Regions from separate parts of the Homo sapiens genome. Here region 1 is linked to region 2. The links are chromatin contacts, found by Hi-C or POLR2A ChIA-PET in ENCODE. All regions are on one chromosome and are shown on one strand. The core of a region is the stretch at or near the end of the contact, and the rest is flanking DNA. Distances in the headings are between cores, read along the strand shown. Region 1 overlaps LOC105374262 (a long non-coding RNA gene). Region 2 has its middle 28 kb from the start of MASP1.

Region 1 (6,709 bases), core at 2,136-4,635, 200 kb after region 2:
TCTACCAGAAGTGATGCAGTAAACTAGAAAATGAGGACACAGAGGCAGATGAGCCCCCAGCACTGCCTGGAGGAAGAGAGGCAGAGGATGGGAGATACCAGTACTCTGGGTTGTTCCTGTGGTAAGGTAGGGACATTTCCTCAGGCCTCATTTAGCCAGAGCATAATTCTTAGGGCTCTCAATTTCTTTGTTTTCTTTCCATGCTCATCAATAACAATTCTGATCTTACTTCTGAGATACCTTGATACTAGAAAATGAGGGTAGAAGAATGGGTATTCTGGCCCCTGGGAAGAGATAGCTTCAATAAAAAATATGGGTCAGCTGTTTTATTCAGCAAATTTGTTGAACACTTACCAAGTGTCATGGACTCGCTAAGGGCTGGGGATTCAGCAGGAAAATAAGACAAAGAGCATCCTTTCATGGAGTGTATATTCTCTAAGAAGGAGATGGACAGTAACATATGAACAAGTAAACAAAATTAGTTTAAATAATGATGACCTCTTTAGAAAAAGTTTTATGGGCAGGTTCACAGAAAGTGAGTGGATGGGGAAGGGTAACTGTAGATGGAGTCTTCTGGAAAGGCTTCCTGGAGATGGTGATATTTGAGTTGAGACCTGAATGACAAGAAGGAGGCAACCATGTGAAGAACCAAATTCTAGACAAAAGGATTATCAAGAGCCAAGGCCTAGAGGCAGGAATGAGTGGACAGTCAGGAAGAAAAAGAAGGCCTGTGTGCTTGGACCACAGTGAGTATACGGGTGAGCAGTATGAGGTGAGGTTGGAGAAATCCAAATCAGAGAGCCTCTATGGATGCCAAGAAAATAGTTTGGGGACCTGAGAAATGGGGGACCAACCAGACCTCGAGATAAATTGGATTAAGATGGATGTTTCCCTTAAGAATTTCCTTCAGTAGCAAGTGCTAGGCAATAATCCTCATTCATCATATCTCTTCTCCCAAGAAAACCCTTCTGTTCTCTGGACTGCCATGACAATTGTCCTAACACACTCTGTTAGTTAATGCCCAGGAGTTTTGCACATACTGTTCTTTTGCTCAGAATATCGTTCCTCAGATGTCTGCCTGAAGAAGTCTTAAGTTCACCCTTCCAAATTCAAATAAAATATCTCCTCTCTCCTGTAAATATCCTAATCAAAGGATGGTCCTACAGAAGTCTGTGTACCTCTATTATAACATCTTTCAAATTGTGTTGTGTTTGTCTCTCTCTATCCTTAGACTATGAGTCTCACGGAAGGTAGAATACATTCTTATTCATCTTTGCATCCTCTATGCCTAACAAAGCAGGAGCTCAAGAAATGCTAGGAAGGAAGGAAGGAAGGGAGGGAGGGACGGAGGGAGAGAGGGAGGGAGAAAGGGAAGGATTCAACTTCAAAATGTATGAGTAGTTCATCTCAAAGATATTTGTAGTTAAAAAAAAAGAGGGAAATAAATGCATCAGAAAGGATATTTTTGTAACTAAAAAAAGTGATATTCATCTGAGAAATTATTATTCTGCCTTCCTAAGACCACCAAGGAATATAAAATCCCTCCCACACTTCTTTACAGAGGTATTTGCATGTGAGTCAGTTCCCGTCAATCCCAAATTACATAGATCTGTACAGTAGCAATTAGGTTTATAAACTGCTGGAGGGGAAGAGTGACAGCTGTTAAACTGTGGCGGAAACAAAAAACCTCTGCGCAAGGATTAAACTGACTAGTTACAGAGAGACTGACAATCTGCAAGGCACTTCCAGGAAGCAATCTTTCTGATGCAAATTATCAGAGGATGCAGAAATGAAATAGGAAGCCCATCTAACTATCATGTTTCACTTTTGTGATGAGGGTGGCAACAGAAGTGGGCAAAGGGCAGAGGACATCTAGCCCAGTCTGCAAGAGTTCTGGGAGTCTAGGCAGATACTGGATGATAGTCATATTGACTATCTCAGCCATCTCTCAAATTTGGCAGAAAATTTAAAACTATTCAGGAGCTTAAAAAAACAAACAAACAGTAGTGCCTGGACTCCACCCCATGCCACTTAAATAAGAATTTCCAAAGATGGGGATATAGAACCAAAAGTTTTCACAAGCTCCCCAGGTGAACCCGGGCAACACGGCAAAACTCTATCTCTCCAAAAGGTACAAAAATTAGCCGGGTGTGTTGGTGCGCCTGTAGTCCTAGCTACTTGGGAGGCTGAGGTGGGAAGATTGCTTGAGCCTAGGAAGTTGAGTCTGTAGTGAGCTGAGATCATGCCACTGCACTCCAGCCTGGGTGACAGAGTATGGCCTTGTCTCAAAAAACCAACCAAACAACCAACCAAACAAATGCCTCCCCAAGTGAAGTGATTCTATCAGATGCAAATGATTAAAATTCCTTTACTCAGCACTATTCATAAAGCCTTTCCACGTAACGTCGACTTATTTAATATGGCCTATAAAGAGAGGTAAAACCGAGGCTCCCGGATAGGAAGGAAACTCGCCCGAGGCCATGCAGCTAGTGGTAAGATTCAAGAGTGTGCCTGCAGACTTCAGGTTCGTGGTGTATTCAGGAAGGCAGGCTAGTTCAGGAAACTCCTGGGGACTATGTCTTGCAGACAAATTTGTCTATGGTGATTCTGGTCTCCCTTTTATGCTCTTTCTTCCTGATTAACATTCCTCTTTTCTCCATAGCTTTCCCTCCTACGTGCCTTGCATTCCTGGGTGCCTATTCTTGCTCCCATTCCTGCTGGGATGATCTATCTGATTGGTGACTAACCACTCAGTGGGAATTCATTTTGTGGGCAGCCTTCCTATGGAAAAATGTTCTCTTTAAAAGAACATTGGCAAAGGAGACTAAATGCCAACAATTGGTGAATTTGGGTAAAGAGTGTATGGGAGTTTCTTGCATTATTGCTGAAACTTTTCTTAATTTTGACGTATCAAAATAAAGAGTTATAAGAGGAAGAAGGAGGAAGAGGAGAGAGAGGAGGAGGAGAAGGAGAAGGAAGGGAAAGGGGAAAAAATACTGGCAGTATTTAGTGTAGATTAAATAGCCTTGGACAATGAACGCATGGCCTAAAGCCATGGAGGCCTGAATCTGTTCCAGACTCAACCTCCACCCTGCTATTCTGAGACCCTGGGAAGGCCGCCCTCTATTCTGGATTTGATTGTCCTGGTGGTAAAATGAGGGGACTAGTGTAGATCATCCTTGTTCTGTGTATTTTTTGCTGCATGAAACCATTCCAAAATTTAGTTGCTTAAAACAGAAATTTCTTATTACTTCTCATGGTTCTCTGCACTGATAGGCTCAGCCTGGAGAGTCTCACATGAAGTTCTCTGGAGTTATAGTCAGAGAGAAGCTGGGTTTGGTATCACCTAGCCAAATGGGGTGGACATCCAAGACAGTTCACTCACACAGCTGGCAGATGATCCTGGCCATTGGCTGGGAGCCCACATGGAATTGCTGACCCAGATTACCCATGCTTTAGCTGTCTTACAGACACAACGATGCTTGCCTCAATTAGGACTTTTTTTTTTAAGGATATGAGTCTTTTGTAAACTAGATGTCTACACTCCCATGAATGTTGTCATTGCTGTTGTTTATATTATTCTGACCACTGGCAGTTACCACCTTGTTAACTGCTATCTGGTGGGTTGTCTAGATGCTTCTCGTGGCCACTCCCCTCTGTTAGAGTCTTTTCCTTTCCGCCCTCCACCCGCAGGGCAGCTGCCTAGAAATCTGAGTGTAGGCAATAAGGGATAACTGCTTAGAAAACATTATGTGGCGTTTGCACATATAAAAACTGGTTGTTTTCAAACACCAGTCACTGTCATACGGCTACGTAGGTGTACCACATTCACAAACACATCCTCCCTCACGTTCTTTTGCTTAAAAGATGATTGGTGGGGGCCGGGCGCGGTGGCTCATGCCTGTAATCCCAGCACGTTGGGAGGCTGAGGCGGGCAGATCATGAGGTCAGGAGATTGAGACCATCCTGGCTAACACGGTGAAACCCCGTCTCTACTAAAAATAAAAAAAAATAGCTGGGCGTGGTGGTGGGCGCCTGTAATCCCAGCTACTCGGGAGGCTGATGCAGGAGAATGGCGTGAACCCGGGAGGTGAAGATTGCAGTGAGCCGAGATCACGCCACTGCACTCCAGCCTGGGTGACAGAGTGAGACTCCATCAAAAAAAAAAAAAAAAAAAAGATTGGTGGGGAAAATATACCGTGTGTTAGGCTTGCTTAGAAACCCTTCAGAATCAGAAGTGAAGTTCACAAGCAGAGAGCTTATGCCCCAATTGAGATTTACTTCAGTTTTTCAGTTTTTGTTTGTGTACTTGTTTTAATAAGGATTATACATACGCTGATGGTTGACAAGTCCACAAGATTCGTTTCAGAAAGCAGTAGCGCCCTTCTCCCCCTTTCTTTCATGTCCACCTCTCCAACACACCACTTTCACCTATTTTAGCCACTACTTTTTGGTATTTGATTCAGGATAGAGATACTTATGTTTTTTTCAGTTTTCTCCCTCTTCCATTATCACATATGCACATCCTTTCATACTATCCAAATCTTCTCATGACAATTATGTCCTAACCTGGGCTAGATTTAAATGTGTCTGCACAGAGTTCATAAGTTAGTTTCATAAGGTTTCATTTTTTTCTGGTTCGCTGATTATCTTGTCATTTCTAAGTTTATATATTATACTTCCTCTTTTGTAAAAAATTGGGTTAGGGTTAGCCAGGGGTTTAAATCCTCTTTATGATTTTGACTGCGCAAACACTGTTTAAACAGTGAAACATGTACTTTCAACTGATTCTTTTTTCTGAATAACTTTTTATTATTTTTTAGAGCCAATGATGGTCTTATAGTTTTTAATTTGCTTATTTTTTTCAATGTAGGTAACCTAATTCATCCAAAGTTCTGCCACCTATTCAGGTTTTCTCTCAAAATGTTCAAAAGTATCAGTTATTCTATCAATGATAACTTTCTGAAGAATTTTTTGGGGGCCTTCTGTTGGATTCCAGAGTGCTGATTTTAACCTTTTTGCTGGGTGCATAGCTGCATCATTGGATCTGCCTGGTCAGTCTGTGGTGGGGGATAATTAAGGAATCAGAGAGACCGAGGGGCTGAGGAGGAATTATTTAATTATTTAGGTGCACTGACCCACTCGGATTAACATCCAAACGACTGAGCCCCAAACCAAGAGTCAAGCTACCTTTTAAACATTTTGTGGGGTGGGGGGAGATCTGTGCAGGGGGAAGCATATTACAGAAGGGAGAAACAAAGACACTTATTTAATTGAGACGTGCATTACATCATTTCTTACTTTTTAAGGAACAACATGGTTTATGACTTGAGATTATCTGTCTGGTGACCTTGCAGCTGCACAGCTAGAGAAACAGTCTTCATAATGCCTGGGAAAGGGAGAGATAAGGGTCACTAGCCACAGAAAAACAGGCAGTTAATTTTAAAGGACGCCAGCTCTTTCTCTTCTTAAGGGGGAATTGGGTTTTCTTACATACAACTGAGTTTTTGCTTACATGTTCTTTATTTTCTTTTAATTCCTGTTTCAAGTCATCATTAGGATCCCCTTCACCTCTCTTTGATTCCCAGTTTTCTGTATCCATATTTTCCTCTTTATTGGTTTTCTCCCTTCTTTAAAGGAACTACATCCCTTGGCAGAGCAAACCTCTCTGAAAAAGAATATAGGGCAGGTAAAATTTTGAGAACATTCATCTCTGAAGTTGTCTTTATTTAATTCTCACACCTGACTGATGATTTCATTGGTTATGACATTCCACATCAGGAATCATTTCATTCAGAATGTTGAAGTCTCCCTTCCATAATCTTCTAGCTTCTAACATGTCTGTTGAGAGAAGTCTGAAATTATTCAAATTCATGAGTCTTTGTATGTTATTGGGTTTTTTCCCTCTCTTTCCTCCCCTTCTTTCCTCTCCTCTCTCCCCACTTCTCCATCTTTTTCCTCTTTCTCTTTCTCTCTCTCTCTCTGTCTCTATCAGGGCCTTGCCTCACCCTCTCCCTCTTCCCCTCTCTTTCCCCCATTATGGCGATTTTATCCATGGTGCCAGGCCCTCTCAATCTGGAAACTAGTGTCATTTAGTTAGAGGACCTTTTCCTGACTTATTTGGTTGGTGATTTTCTCCCTTCCATTTCTTCTCTTCCCTTCTTTTGGAAGCCCTGTTATTTAGACCTTAGACTTTGAGGGCTGTTGTTTCTTCTATCTCTCTGTTTGCCATTTTTTTCTATTTTATCATATATGTCTTCAACCTTAACTTCTGTTTCTTCTATTAAATTTTCATTTATCTGCTGTTATATTTTCAATTTCTAGGTGTTCTTTTATTTGTCTCTGAGTATGCTTTTTAATTGCATCTTCTTCTTTTTGCATGGATGCAATATCATCTCTTAACTCTCCAAAGATATATTATTTTTCAGTTGTCTTCTCCCTGTATGTTTTCTTTTTTCTCTAATGTGCCTTGTGTTTGTTTTGGTCTCTGTATTTCAAGTTACAAATAGTGATCCTTGGGGAACCACAAAAACTAACTAGACTAGGTCACAAGAAAAGTTTATTGGAAGCTCTGGATTCATGGGGTGGGACAGGTTGACTGTGGGCTCTAATGGTGAGTTTGGGCCAATTTTTATCAATATCTGTAAATCTTTCCCCTTAGGCTGATTTTATTTCTGGGGAAGGATCCTCTGGTCTTGCGTTGGCATTT
Region 2 (7,062 bases), core at 1,377-3,876:
TTATGAGCCTCATTTGTAGCCACATCCTTTGGTATAGTCAGTTTTGAGATAGATCACAGAGAACTGGTTTCCAATTATAGCTTAAATAGCAAGGTTTGCAAATAAAGGACATTAAAATATTATAAAGAACAGTATAGATTAAGTTGCCTCAACAATCACACCACCCACTATTCCTTGCCTTTGCATCTTTAGAAAGAATTGGTATAATAGTTGTTAGGCTAGAATTCTGCAAACCCCTGAGAACCCACATTGATAACCTCAAATTCTTGGCTTTTCAAAGCCTCCTAAGCCTTTTTAGTCAAATGGAGATACCATCAATTAATTTTTTATGTTATCATTTGCCATTACATCAAGTCACCCTCCTGTATTTGCACAAGCTAATTTAAAAATCAACTGCAGAATTTCCACTTACACTACAGAAGCCAGTTTGTAGCTCTTCACTCTAGATTGTAAATATCTTTTTGAATCTTCAGTTGTTTAATGAACTCATCAATTCTCCCAGATTAATAGTATCTCAAATTTTACCAAATGAGCTTTTGTATTCAGGACATTTATTTTCATTGCCTTTGCCTTTAATCAACCTGCAAATCTATTTTCCCTCACACTCTCCCCTTGCTTCTAGCCACCTGCCTCAAGAGGGAAGGGGCCTTCCTCCTTGGTCCTCAGGAACCTCCCCTCTCCAGCGATGCCTGCTCTGTCTTGTATCCACTGCTTGTGACTCTCAGCCTGCTCGTCTTCCACAGCTTAGACTGATATTCAAATCTTTCCCATCTGTAAAACAAAATCTTTCTGTGGCACAAAATTTCCCTTCCCATTCAGCCTTCATCCTCTTTCTCGTTTTCTTTCCCAGTCAAGCTTCTGGAGAGAGGAATATTTCCTGAGTTCTCTTTATTTCTCTTCTCCAATTAGCTCCTCTTCTCTATTGTCTGATTCTGCCCTCGTTTTTCCAATAAAACTGCTGCCAGGTGGAGCCATTAGGGACCCTCCGAGTGGCCACATCCAATCCACAGAGTAGGTATGAACCCGTTTTTTGTTCACACCTACTTTAACTTTCCTGCTGAGTATGTTTTTGTGAAGGATTGTCTCCCTCTTAAGACAATCTTCCTTTAGTTTTTCACACATTGTCTGTTCTCCTTTCTCCTTCCTACACCCCGGACTGCCCCCCTTCAGCTGAAATCTCAAGGCACTCTTTCCCTTTCATCCCTTGCAAATTGCCTCTGTCTTTGACTGCCTCCTCCTCTCATTCTCCTCCAGTGACTCTTCAAGTGTGGCTCTGGAATCATTTGTGTCAGAAACACCCAAGGAGCTTTCTGCTTACTAAAGGTGTGACTGGAGTTCTAGTCCAGACCGACTGTATGGAGTCTCTGGAGGTGGGTAGGAACAGGCATTATAAGCTGTCTCTCCTGGAGATTCTGACACTTTCCCTGGACCACACTTCCCCGCCCCCACTCCACACCCACCCTGACAGGGTCTTGCTCTGTCACCCAGGCAAGAGTGCAGTGGTATGATCACGATTCAGTGCAGCTTTCATGTTCTGAGCTCAAGAGATCCTCCCAACTCAGCCTCCCAAGTACCTGAGACTACAGGTGTGCACCACCACACTTGGCTAATTTCTAAATATTTTGTAGAGATGAGGCTTTGCTATTTAGCCCAGGCTGTGGGTCATACTTTTTCTGTGTGTGTGTGTGTGTGTGTGTGTGTGTGTGTGTGTGGGACAGGATCTCACTCTGTTGTTCAGGTTGGAGTGCAGTGCCGGGATCTCAGCTCACTGCAACTTCTGCCTCCCGGGTTCAAAAGATTCTCGTATCTCAGCCTGCTGGGTAGGTGGGATTACAGACATGCACCATTTTTGTATTTTTAGTAGAGACAGGGTTTCATAATGTTGCCGAGGCTGGTCTCAAACTCATGGCCTCAAGTGATCCACCGTCCTTGGCTTCCCAAAGTGTTGGGATTACAGGCACGAGCCACAGTGTCCGGCCTGTGGGCCTACTTTTTAATGCTTCCCAGTTCATCCTCCCCACTGCTGCCTTGACCCCATCCCATTGCTCTCCTCCTTAAAATCCTTCATGGGGCTCTCCTCCTTACAAACAGACGCTAAGCTCCATATCCTGGCATAAAGGACCTTTGGTGATTTGGCCCCTGTGCAGCTCTTGGGTCGCCCCCAACTCTCAAATCTGCTCTGTGCCCCGGAGATATCCTTAACACACCTGCTTGCTCCCACCCTGAGCCTGGCAGTTCCTGCTCTCCACCATGTTTCACTTGCACCCACCTTCAAATCTCAGAGTGGGAAACAGCTCCCGAACAAGAGGAAAGGCCTAAGCCCCAGTGTTGGCTCTGCCATTGATAAGTCACATGACATATTGATTATACAATCCTTGAGCCCCAACTCATATGTAAGCAAAGAGAGGACTTTAAACTGATTTCAGTTTTGGAATACTTAAAAAAAATCAGAAATACAAACTTCGTACAAATGTGTTGTGAAAGGTGCAGTAACAAGTCGTAGCCACCAGAGAGCACTAGAGGATCTCATTCAGCACAAGCGCGGGGCTTTGTCTCCATGACTTAGACTTCATTCTGGGGGTGGTCTACTCGAATTTGGGGCTGATGGGTGCCATCAGCTCCATGCCTAACCTTTATGTAAGAATATTATGAGACAGAGGAGCAGAATCTGTCACTTAAAAACTTCACTTTGGGGGAGGCAATGAAACTAGTCGTTAGTTGTCTTTAAATGCACAAATTTCAAAAGCAGCCCTTTCCGTGCTGGCTGGTGCATTTTGAAGGCTGTCCCAGTACTCCCACCCTACAGCTCATTTTTGGACCTCATATGCCGGACACATGGAGGGAGTTGTTTTGTTCGGGTTCTAGTGGAACCATCTGTACATTCCTCACTCTCTGTGGGGAGCAGGAATTGATCACAGGAAATGACCTCAGCTGCCTTGGGAAAGACGGACTTCCCATCCCTGCGGCTTTGAGCAAATCTGCTTAGTTGAGGGGCTGAGGAGGTAATTCTAGACCCTCCTGTGGCTGGGTTTGAATCTGAGACGCCTCTGAGGATCTGATGAAAGTCATGGACAATCCCCTCCAGAATACTCATAATATGCAGATTATTTCAGCAGCTTCGCAGACCTTTTATCTAGGAACCCAGGCTATGGACTATTTAGGGTTCCTCTCAGCTTTAAGAACCCAATGTCTTATAGTTGTACTTCATAACGAGCTATGCACATTAGCAGCTTTCTAATTTGTAGTAAGACTAAACTCTTGGTTATTTCCTCTGGAGAAGTGGGGGTGATGCATCCCACTGTTTAGGAATACCTCAATAGTGGATCATCCATCAGATCTGGGCTTTCCTATGAGCACTTCAGCCCCTTAGAGAGGGTGCATTCTGAAACTCTCCTGCAGGGGAGGCTAAAGAGCCACACATATCCCCAATGAGTCCCTGCTCGCTGGGGATGTGTCCTGGCCACGCAGGGAGGAAGTGAAGCTTCTTGCCATGTCGGTGTCCACATCTCAGTCCTGAGCTTTCTTTGTAAATCTTTCTGTGTTCTGGGAAGCTCCAGGGACTCTGCCTGCTTTTCTCTGCGCTGTACAGCTCCTCCATATGCTCCTACCTTTGGAGTTCTTTGCATCCTGAAGCTTGTGACCTAGAAGCTTCATAAGACAAAATAGCTAGCAATGACCTTGGGATTAAGATGCTCAGTCTTGTCTTGACTCTGCCGTTTATTAACTGTGGGACTCTCGGCCTCAATTATAAAATAGGAATAATAACTCCTATTTCTTATCTTATTGGGTTCTTTTATTTTTATTTAACAAATATGCACGGAGCGCCTGTTACGTGCCACTCCCCGTCCTTAGCACAGTTGATAGCAATGAATGGGACAGACATGATTCTCTGTCTTGATGAAGCCGACAGTCCAGGGTAGTTTGAGAATCAAATCAGCAAGTATCTGAACACCTTCTGTTAACTACGGAGTGCTCTACTCACACACTCTTCCTACTGCTTTTGCTTGATAACAACAACCTTGATCTAGAGAGCAGTGAATCATTTGAAAATTCGTAACACAGCTCCCTTCTGAGCATATAGCAGTGCCCTTGTGACATGGTGGGTGCAAACTCTCCTGGGGGTCACAGGGTAGAGCCCCTGACTCTCTCCCAGCCTTGACTGAACTCATAGGGTCTCCTGGGCTCTAGCAACAGCCATGTTTTCACCTCGTATGCGTTTTTTCCCCACAGTGCCCTGAGCCTTCCAGGAAAATTGATTCACCCAAACAAGCAGGTCAAGATTTCCATTTGATCTTATTGCTTCATGTGGTCCTAAATTCCCATAGCCATAGTTGCATATAGAAAGTAAATTAATATTAGTAATGGGGAGCTGGGAGGCCCTCAACTCCCATTTCTCATCTTATCCCCTTTTCCTCTCCAGGTCCACTGGCTGGGTCAGGCTCTGTGTCTGGGCAAGGAGCCATCAGTGGATGGGCTACAGATGAGCAGCAGTGGCCCAGTGGTTCTAACTGCTCAGAGGACTTCAGGCAAGAAAATGGGGCTCTTTCTTATCCCAAGGGCTCAGAAATATAAAATGTTGTCTCTAGCCTCTTCCCAATACTCCTCTCAGTTACAGAAATACCTGCTCCTCTTACCAGGTGGCTTTAAATGGACATCGAGGCATTCAGGCAAGACTTGCACGTTGAGGGGCTATGTTCACTCGGGAGAGGCTCTGTGTGTGTGAAGGTCACTAATATCTGCATTTTTATTGAAGAACATGTCAGACTTGAGCTATTTCTGTTCCATGAAAATTATTCAGAAAACTAATTTTTCTGGACAGAGTGAAAAAGGCAGGGACGGGAGGAATTAATGATTAGGGATTTTGAATTCCTCTCTCTTGCTTCTGAGAAAATTGAAAAATACATGTCAGTTCTGCATTAAAGAAGACATGCGGCTCACGCCTGTAATCCTAGCACTCTGGGAGGCTGAGGCGGTGGATCACCTGAGGTCAGGAGTTCGAGACCAGCCTGGGCAACATGGTGAAACCCTGTCTCTATTAAAAAAAAAAAAATTAGCTGGGTGTGGTGGTGCACACCTGTGATCCCAGCTACTCAGGAGGCTGAGGCAGGAGAATCGCTTGAACCCAGGAGGCGGAGGTTGCGGTTAGCTGAGATCGTGCCACTGCACTCCAGCCTGGGCAACAGAGCAAGATTCTGTCAAAAAAATAAAATAAAATAAACTAAAATAAAAAAGACGTGAAATATTCATGTACAAAAAAAATGTAAGGCAACCGCACGCACACATTCTCTGAACATCAGCAGTGTCCTAGGGGTGGGGTGAGGTGCTCTGAGGGCTCCCTCTAACCCAGCTGAGAGCAACTCTGCCCTTCCAGATGCTCAGCTCCAAAGCTGTGCTGGTGTTTCTGACCTCTCTTTTTCTCTCATGCCACACATCACACATCCGGCCAGCCAGGAAGTCCTACTGACTCCCTTTTTCAAGACATATCTAGTACCCACCCACCTGTCACATCTTCTACTGTCACTGCTGTGATCTGAGCTGTGATCACTTCTCTCCAGGATGATTGCAGTAGCCTCCTAGCTGGTTTCCCTACTTCTACCCTACACTCTGTTTTAAAAGCCACAGCCAGAGTCATCCTGTAAAGCAGAAGTCACATGGGTTTATTAAGTCAGTCCCCTTGTAAGCCCTTCTATTAAAAACAATTTTTAAATGATTTGTATTTTCTACTGATCACTGGAATATCCTGACAGACTGTGCAGAGCCTGCTTATTCTTTGTTTAGTAGCATTAACCATTACCAGCTCTTTGGCTAGAGTTTACTTCTTTTATTTATTCTTAAAGACAGAAAATTTCTGGAAATGAGATAACAGCAGAAATAGGTTGAGGTTTCTTCGAAGTTGTTAATTTTTACTTCCTGCTAGCTAAATTGGGCCTGTGGTTCTCCTGAGAAACCCAGAGCGGTGATTTTAGCAGAGCTCTGCCAGGGTTAGGTCCAAGGGATCCATTCAAGGCTGGCATAACATATCGATTGGGGAAAAATCAAAGAGCCCATGCAAAGTCTACCGGAAATAAATGAGTCTTGGATGAGCTTCATTAATCCGCAAACATTCCCTGCGTTTTCCTCCTCGCCCATGGTCTTTTCCTTCAAGGGGTTCTTTGCCAACCAAGTTCCTAGATCTTTATAATGCAAATGTGATCTGAACAATGGGCAGTAATATTGATGATAGCAAATAATTATTAAGCACCCTTTTGGTGCCAGGCACTATTCTAAAAATTTTATATCCATTCATTTATTCACTCATCCAACAAATCTGTTTTGAGTATGTGAATACAAAAGTATCTGAGATGGGTCTCTATCAATGTAGAAAGTTTATTTTGCCAAGGTTCAGGATACATCTGTGACACAGCCTCAGGAGGTCCTAATGACATGTGCCCAGTGGTGGCTGGGGCACAGCTTGGTTTTATGCATTTTAGGGAGACATGAGACATGTAAGATATACATTGGTTCTGTCCAGAAAGGCGGGACTACTCAAAATGGGGGTTTCTAGGTCATAGGTAGATAAGAGACAAAAGCTTGCATTCTTTTGGGTCTTTGATCAATATTTCACTGAAGACACACGCTACATATAAGAAGGGGTAGAGGAGAAATGGTCTTTTATGCCTTAGTCTGGCTCAGTGAATCTGCATTTTTGCATAAGCAATACGACAGAGGAAGCAATTGGATATGCATTTGTCTCAGGTGAGCAGAGGAATTACCTTGATTCTGTCTGTCCTTTGTCCTGCACCTATGAAGATAAGCTATCAATTTACGTTGTCAGGGTGAAATTCCACAGAACTGGTTTAGGGCAAAGATCTTGAGGCCCACAATGAATTTCCTTGCAGGCAAATTGTGAGGGAGGGATATAGTTTTTTAAAAAAATATTTGCAGCTATCTTATTTAGGATTAAAAGAGGAGGCAGTTTGCCTGATGCAGTTCCCAGCTTGACTTTTGCCTTTCACTTAGTGATTTGGGGGTCCTGAGATGTATTTTCCTTTCACAAACACTTATTGCATACATGAATAAACA

Evidence for each region. A loop is a pair of places that touch in the nucleus more often than their neighbours do. ChIA-PET counts read pairs that join two places held with the same protein, here RNA polymerase II (POLR2A). Pooled maps may share reads with other maps.
Region 1: a map with no recorded cell type shows a loop between it and region 2 (2.7-fold over the local background). The contact joins two enhancer-like sites. A Hi-C loop is called at or near these places in 2 of 37 single-sample maps with no recorded cell type and 3 of 50 pooled maps. POLR2A ChIA-PET finds 5 or more read pairs at or near these places in 4 of 52 experiments (AG04449, BJ, activated CD4-positive, alpha-beta T cell and 1 more).

The regions. Positions count from the first base shown.
Region 1 is chr3:187,517,111-187,523,819 of GRCh38, forward strand. It overlaps LOC105374262 (a long non-coding RNA gene), which reads right to left. Exons shown (of 6, transcript XR_007096211.1): 6 at 5,670-5,841. Among named protein-coding and RNA genes, the nearest start is that of LINC02041, 73 kb to the left of the region's middle. RefSeq lists an enhancer at 2,105-2,849. Within about 2 kb of position 3,386, at least 5 of the 41 ENCODE cell types and tissues checked have a DNase peak (open chromatin) inside an H3K27ac peak, as active enhancers do.
Region 2 is chr3:187,316,490-187,323,551 of GRCh38, forward strand. No RefSeq gene overlaps it. Among named protein-coding and RNA genes, the nearest start is that of MASP1, 28 kb to the left of the region's middle. Within about 2 kb of position 2,627, at least 5 of the 41 ENCODE cell types and tissues checked have a DNase peak (open chromatin) inside an H3K27ac peak, as active enhancers do.